Regions from separate parts of the Homo sapiens genome. Here region 1 is linked to region 2. A link is a contact called in ENCODE Hi-C or POLR2A ChIA-PET data. All regions are on one chromosome and are shown on one strand. The core of a region is the stretch at or near the end of the contact, and the rest is flanking DNA. Distances in the headings are between cores, read along the strand shown.

Region 1 (3,729 bases), core at 562-3,061, 1.1 Mb before region 2:
GAGCAGTTTCAGGAACCCCAGATGTGTGGAGCAGTTTCAGAGACCCCAGATGTGGTGTGGGGCAGTTCCAGGGACCTCAGATGTAGTGTGGAGCAGTTCCAGGGACTCCACATGTGGTATGAGGCAGTTTCAAGAACTCTAGATGTGATGTGGAGCAGTTTCGGGGACCCCAGATGTGCTGTGGGTATGGGGCAGTTTCAAGAACCCCAGATGTGGTGTGGAGCAGTTTCAGGGACCCCAGATGTAGTGTGGGGCAGTTTCAGGGACCCCAGGTGTGGTGTGGAGCAGTTCCAGGGACTCCAGATGTGGAATGAGACAGTTTCAAGAACCCTAGATGTGATGTGGGGCAGTTTCAGGGACCCCAGATGTGGTGCGCTGCGGTTCCAGGGACTCCAGATGTAGTATGAGGCAGTTTCAAGAACCCCAGATGTGGTGTGGGGCAGTTTCAGGGACCCCAGATGTGACACAGGGCAGTTTCAGTGAGCCCAGATGTGGTGTGGAGCAGTTTTAGGGACTCCAAATGTGGTATAAAGCAGTTTCAAGAACCCCACATGTGGTATGGGGCAGTTTCAGGGACCCCAGATGTGAGTGTATGGCAGTTTCAAGGACTCCAGATGTGATTCGAGGCAATTCCAGGGACCCCACATGTGGTGTGGCTTCGGAGATCCGGGGTAGGGGACGGCAGAGTGGTGTAGGTCCCTGGGGGCGGGCCTGGGCCAGGCCACTCAACAGGACAGGGTCCTCTCTGCTTGCCCCACAGGCTACCAGCGCCAGCTGACCTACAAGCGCCAGGATGGCTCCTACAGCGCGTTTGGGGAGCGGGACGCATCGGGGAGCATGTGGTGAGTCCCCACCGCCCTGGGCATTGCCTCTGAGGCTCCCCGCCCGACGCCATGGCCTCACATCCAATGCAGTGTGACCAGATCACTTGGCGCCTGATCCCCGGATGACAGGGAACACAGCTGGGAAGTAAAGACTGTGGTGGTCCCAGCTCCAGAGATGGAGGTTGGGGCTTGGGGCCAGTGCAGAGCTGGTGATCGTAACCATTCCTGTTTCTGCTGCTGTTACCACAGTGAGCAAGACTCCATGCCCTGCTCTCTGGCCCCTTGGGAGTGAGCCCTGGATGCCCTGGGCTTCCTCAAGCTCCCAGGACTCAGGAATAGCGGTGACTGGAGCAGGAGGAGATGGCAGGGCAGAGGGGTCAGAGGCCAGACCAGCACCTTGAGGCTGGGGTGTGCTGTGTGCAGGAGCAGCCTGGGATCTTGTTTCTGTGGTAACTGCAGGGAGGAGACCAGGGCAGGGAGGGCCCCTGGGAGGCCGGGCACACCTGGGTCTTGTTTTCCTGATATCCTCAGGCTATTGCAGTTCTTGGCATCATCATGGGGTTCACCTGAGACTGTGAGTCACTTTCCAACTCCTGTACCCATCGCCGGACTCCTTCTCGGAGATTGCCACCCTGGTAGTGCCGACAGCAGCTGTGAGCGTGGAAACTGCCCTGTCTTTAGTCCAACAGAGTGTCCACTGCACAGTCACAGTGCCAGGATCCCAGGGAGTGGGGACATGTGGCTGAGTACTTCCTGCCATGGGCAGCATCACTTACCTAGCTCCAGAGGGGCCCAGGGTTGGCGACTCACCCAGCCTCCCCCAGCCCCAGGAGCTCATCCACACTGTCCCAGCTCTAGTCCCAGGGCCCTGCCTTGCCGACAGCTGATAACGCAAGGCCCCAATCACGTCTTAGCAAGCAGAGGCCCCGCCCACCCCAGGGACAGCTAAAGCCACTGAGTCACTCTCCAAAAGCTGGCTGAGCCCCAGCAGCCCCTAGGAGGCCTCCACCAGCCAGGATTAGCAAGTTGTGACGCATTGGACCTTTTTTTTTTTTTTTTTTTTTTTTGAGATAGAGTCTAACTCTGTTCCCCAGGCTGGAGTGCAGTGGTGCAATCTTGGGTCACTGCAACCTCCATCTCCTAGGTTCAAGCAATTCTCCTGCCTCAGCCTCCTGAGTAGCTAGGATTACAGGTGTGCACCATCATGCCCAGCTAATTTTTGTATTTTTAGTAGGGACGGGGTTTCACCATGTTGGCCAGGCTGGTCTCAAACTCCTGACCTCAGATGATCCGCCTGCCTTGGCCTCCTAAAGTGCTGGGATTACAGGCGTGAGCCACCGTGCCCGGCCTAGACACTCAGTGTGCACACACCTCCTCAGCATCTTCCGGGGATTAAACTCTCAGCATGAGCAAGAAAAATCAAATTTCCTTTTTGTTTTTTTTGAGACGGAGTCTCGCTCTGTCACCCAGGCTGGAGTGCAGTGGCGCCATCTCGGCACACTGCAAGCTCCGCCCCCTGGGTTCACGCCATTCTCCTGCCTCAGCCTCCCGAGTAGCTGGGAATACAGGCGCCCGCCACCACGCCTGGCTACTTTTTTTGTATTTTTAATAGAGACGGGGTTTCACCGTGTTAGCCAGGATGGTCTCGATCTTCTGACCTTGTGATCCGCCCGCCTCGGCCTCCCAAAGTGCTGGGATTACAGGCGTGAGCCACCGCGCATGGCTGAAAAATCAAATTTCACTGTGTGCATGGAAGTCAGCAGCTTCCAGGTCCCCTCTCACCTCCTGAAACATTCCTGTTGGTCTCCAAACATGGACGTCTTCCTGGGGACCCTGTAGGACAAGGAGGCAGTGAGCGCAGGGCAGTGGCAGCAGCACCCACCCCGAAGCTGGACAAACCTCAGCTCTGTCTCATGTGAGCTGTGTGGCCTTAGACCCGATGATCAACCTCTCTGAGCCTGTTTCCTTACCACACATCCCTCTAAGAACCTGGATCCATGGGATAAGCATGTGGTACACTCAGTGCAGTGCCGTCCTGTTAGCACCTCCCCTAACTACTTACCATAAGGCTCCAAGATCCTGCCAGGGAGCCTGAAAACTTGGGATCTGTTCTAGATGGGTTCCCTTATACTCAACGCACATTCATTCATTTATTCATTGAGTGAGCTAGGCTCTGGTCTTCATCCTGGGGGAAAAAGGAACACATGGTTCCTACCTCCAGGTCCTCGCTGCCCAGTGCAGGAGAAAGACCCTGTGAGAGATGCAATAGTTATCCACTGCTGTGTAACAAGTGACCCCAAATGTAGCCATTTAAAACAACAAACGTATTATCTCTATTTATTATGTATTAATTCTTATGGATCAGGAATTCAGGAGCAGCTTAGCTGGGTGTTTCTGCCTGGGGATCTTTGCTGAGGTTGCAGTCAAGGTGTTGGCTGTTGCTGTCTTCATCTGAAGGCTCTACTGGGGCTGGAAGATTTGTTTCCAAATTGGCTCCCTCACATGGCTGTTGGCAGGAGGCCTCAGTTGCTCACCACATGGACTTCTCCATAGGGACTACTTGAGTGTTCTTACAACATGGCGGCTGGCTTCCTCTCACAGTGAGCAATTCAAGAGAGAAAGCGGGAAGGATGCCATAGCGCCTTTTGTTACTTGGTCTTACAAGTCAGGCTGTTACTTCTGCCTCATTCTATTCTATTCCTTTTTTTTTTTCTTTTTTTGAGATGGGGTCTCACCCTATCACCCAAGCTGGAGTTCAGTGGTATAATCTCGGCTCACTGCAACCTCCACCTCCTGGGTTCAAGCAATTCTCCTGCCTCAGCCTCCTGAGTAGCTGGGACTATAGGCACCTGCCACCATGCCTGGCTAATTTTTGTATTTTTAATAGAGACAGGATTTCACCATG
Region 2 (3,835 bases), core at 689-3,188:
CCAGGCAGAACCCCAGACTGGTGCACACGCAGAACCTCAGGCTTCTGCACACACAGAACTCCAGAATGATGCACACGCAGAACCCTAGGCTGGTGCACACACAGAATCCCAGGCTGGTGCAAATGCAGAATCCCAGGCTGGCACACACGCAGGCTCCCAGACCCTGCTCCAGTGCCCTCTCTCCTCAAAGGAGACACAATTCAACTCATCCAGCTCTTTCTGCTTATGCACTTTATCATACAACTGAACACACAGATGCAAAGGCAGACAGATCTGAGCAATGCCACACAGTCGCACTGGCTCTGAAATGCACACTGGCGGTGACACCCCCAGCCAGAACCAGAGACACCACCACTCATTCTGCACACACCTATGGAGCCCTTGCCAAATGCCTGGTGCTCATCTGGGGCTGGAATAAACTGGAGACACACAGCCATTCCATGTGTGAGGGCACTGTGTGTGTTGAATCATGTCCCTCCAAAACTCATGTTCATTCAGAACCTCAGAATGTGACCTTTGGACACAGGGAGGGGAACAACACACACTGGGGCCTGTTGGGGTAGGGCAGGGGTGGGGAGAGCCTCAGAAAAATAGCTAATGTATGCCAGGCTTAATACCTAGGTGATAGGTTGATAGGTGCAGCAAAGCACCATGGCACACATTTGCCTGTGTGACAAACCTGCACATCCTGAGCATGTACCCTGAAACCAAACTAAACTAAACTAAAATAAAATAATGTGACCTTAGGTGGCAATAGAGTCTTTTACAGATGTCATTAAGGTAAGGATCCAAAAATGAGATCAGCTGGGTGTGGTGGCTCACACCTATAATCCCAGCACTGTGGGAGACCAAGGTGGGTGGGGCGGGGGATTGCTTGAATCCAGGAGTTCGAGACCAGCCTGAGCAACATGGCAAAACCCCATCTCTACAAAAATTAGCTGGGCGTGGTGCTGTGTGCCTGCGCTAACAGCTGCTTAGGAGGCCAAGTGGGAGGATCAGTTGAGCCTGGGAGGTCGAGGCTGCAGTGAGCTGTGATCGTGCCACTGCACTCCAGCCTGGGTGACAGAGCGAGACCCTGTCCAAAAAATAATAATAATAAAAATAAAAATGAGATTATTCTGAATTAGGTTGTTTACTAAATCCAACAACTGGTGCCCCTCAAAGACGAGGGGAGGACACACAGAGGAAAAGGTCGCGTGAAGAGAGAGGCAGAGATTGGAGCGATGCAGCTACAAATCAATCAATGCCTAGAGCACCCAGAAGCTGGAAGAGGCAAGGCATCTTCTCCCTTAGAATCTTCAGAGGGAGAGTAGCTTTGTAGACGTCTTGCTTTAAGACGTCTAGCCTCCAGAACCCTGCAAGAATGCATTTATCTTGTTTTAAGCCACAAGGTTTGCGGCACTTTGAAATGGCAGCTACAATAATCTCATACAAGCGCACACAACTGCACACACACACACACAGTGAAGGCAGGAGTACACATGGGTGATGCCTAAGTACACCCACATGCATGGTGACACACTCAATGTCACCCGCTTGGCTCAGAACCACCCTCCTCCACAACTTAGTATAGAGACCACTCCCCACCCCAGCATGGACCCTGGTGGCCACGACTGCTGTGGAAAGGGGGCTGCTCTAGGCAGTAGGTGGACTCTATGGGGGACTTGGAGTGAGGACAGGCTGATCCAGCCTGGAGTCAGGTGGCTGAGGCTATAGAACCCCTACTCCATATCATCCCATGCTCCCTCTCGTTTCTTTTCCCAAACCTGTGCCTCCCTCTGTTCCAATTTTCCCTGCTTCTCTTGCCTTCTCCCTTCCACCTCCCAGTACTCTTGCCACTTCATCCTGGAAAGCAGGTTTGGAAATAGACGACTCCACTTACCTTCATCAGAGACCTTTAGGGACGCCTTGCAGCCAGGCCTGTAATGGCCCTGGGCACAGTGCACCCAGGGTGAGAGCTTCATCTCTGCAGGCGTCTTCCCCAGTGGCACGTTCCCAGAGGTGTCTTGAGGAGCCTGCCTGGGATGCAGGATGCAGGGTAATCGAAGTCCAAGGAGGGAGGCGGGGGACCTTGGGATTGCCCTCTCCATTCCTGCCTCCCTCCTTCCTTTGCTGCTTCCCTCCCTCTTTTCTTCCTTCTCTTCCTTCCTTCCTCTCTTCTTCCCTTCTTCCATCTTTCCTCCCTTCCTCCTGCCTGGGACCCCTTCCACCACTACTCACTCTCACTTATCTCAGTCCTGTTCTCATTTGAGGTTTCAGTTTTTACATCACCTCCTCCCTAAAGATCTCACCATCAAACCCTGACACCACCATCAAACCCTGACACCACCACCACCACCACCCCCTGCGGCTAGCGAGGCTGGGCTGGGCTGCCCCAATTCCAAGCATTTTGGAAAAATGGGACTGGATTCTGGGTGATGTTTCCCAGGATGGTGTCTCTTCTCAACAGATATCAGGAAAGGGATCTGGAGAGACACAGAGGTGTGATTCTCAGAAGAAGCATCCTCTATGGTTGCCTCTGGGAACACAAAGCCCACAGAGGGCAGGGAACAAGGCCAAGGTCACACGGTAGGTTCCTGCAGCAAGCCCAGATGGAGTGGAGGGGCCAAGAGCTCCAGCTCTGCCTCTTCCTCCCCATAAACTTGACAGGGTGCATCATGACCCAGGTATCAACACCTTCAGAATCTCCCAGTTCCCCATAACTCCAGAAACAGTCCAACAAAGATTTCAGATACTGGAATTATCAGGCAAGGACTATGAAACAATATTGCTTACGAAGTTTAAATAACGAAATGTAATTTTGGAAATATCTTCAAGGATAAAGCATTGTAAAGAGCGGCAGGGTTGATTTGAAAAAAAAGATATATAATTTTTAGAACCAAAGCTACAATATTAATATCCCAGGAGAAGTTTAATGCATGTCAGACACAATTGAAGAGAGAATTAGTGAGTTGGGGGCCGGGCGCGGTGGCTCATGCCTGTAATCCCAGCACTCTGGGAGGCTGAGGCAGGTGGATCACTTGAGTTCAGGAGCTCAAGACCAGCCTGGCCAACATGGCGAAACCCCATCTCTACTCAAAATACAAAAATTAGTCAGATGTAGATTCTGGATATTAGCCCTTTGTCAGATGAGTAGATTGCAAAAATTTTCTCCCATTCTGTAGGTTGACTGTTCACTCTGATGGTAGTTTCTTTTGCTGTGCAGAAGCTCTTTAGTTTAATTATATCCCATTTGTCAATTTTGGCTTTTGTTGCCGTTGCTTTTGGTGTTTTAGACATGAAGTCCTTGCCCATGCCTATGTACTGAAAGGTATTGCCTAGGTTTTCTTCTAGGGTTTTTATGGTTTTAGGTCTAACATTTAAGTCTTTAGTCCATCTTGAATTAATTTTTGTGTAAGGTGTAAGGAAGGGATCCAGTTTCAGCTTTCTACATATGGCTAGCCAGTTTTCCCAGCACCATTTATTAAATAGGGAATCCTTTCCCCATTTCTTGTTTTTGTCATGTTGTCAAAGATCAGATAGAAGGACCTCTTCAAGGAGAACTACAAACCACTGCTCGATGAAATAAAAGAGGATACAAACAAATGGAAGAACATTCCATGCTCATGGGTAGGAAGAATCAATATTGTGAAAATGGCCATACTGCCCAAGGTAATTTATAGATTCAATGCCATCCCCATCAAGCTACCAATGACTTTCTTCACAGAATTGGAAAAAACTACTTTAAAGTTCATATGGAACCAAAAAAGAGCCCACATTGCCAAGTCAATCCTAAGCCAAAAGAACAAAGCTCAGAATCTACAATGAACTCCAACATATTTACAAGAAAAAACAA

The links. Hi-C counts contacts between places; a loop is a spot of excess contacts on that map. ChIA-PET counts read pairs that join two places held with the same protein, here RNA polymerase II (POLR2A).
Region 1: a map with no recorded cell type shows a loop between it and region 2 (5-fold over the local background). The contact joins the enhancer-like site here to the promoter of OR10H5 in region 2. A Hi-C loop is called at or near these places in 1 of 37 single-sample maps with no recorded cell type. POLR2A ChIA-PET finds 5 or more read pairs at or near these places in 1 of 52 experiments (endothelial cell of umbilical vein).

The regions. Positions count from the first base shown.
Region 1 is chr19:16,919,018-16,922,746 of GRCh38, reverse strand. CPAMD8 (C3 and PZP like alpha-2-macroglobulin domain containing 8) reads left to right here. Exons shown (of 42, transcript NM_015692.5): 27 at 761-842. Among named protein-coding and RNA genes, the nearest start is that of F2RL3, 32 kb to the right of the region's middle. Within about 2 kb of position 1,811, at least 3 of the 41 ENCODE cell types and tissues checked have a DNase peak (open chromatin) inside an H3K27ac peak, as active enhancers do.
Region 2 is chr19:15,785,764-15,789,598 of GRCh38, reverse strand. OR10H5 (olfactory receptor family 10 subfamily H member 5) reads right to left here and starts at 1,938. Exons shown (of 2, transcript NM_001004466.2): 1 at 1,883-1,938.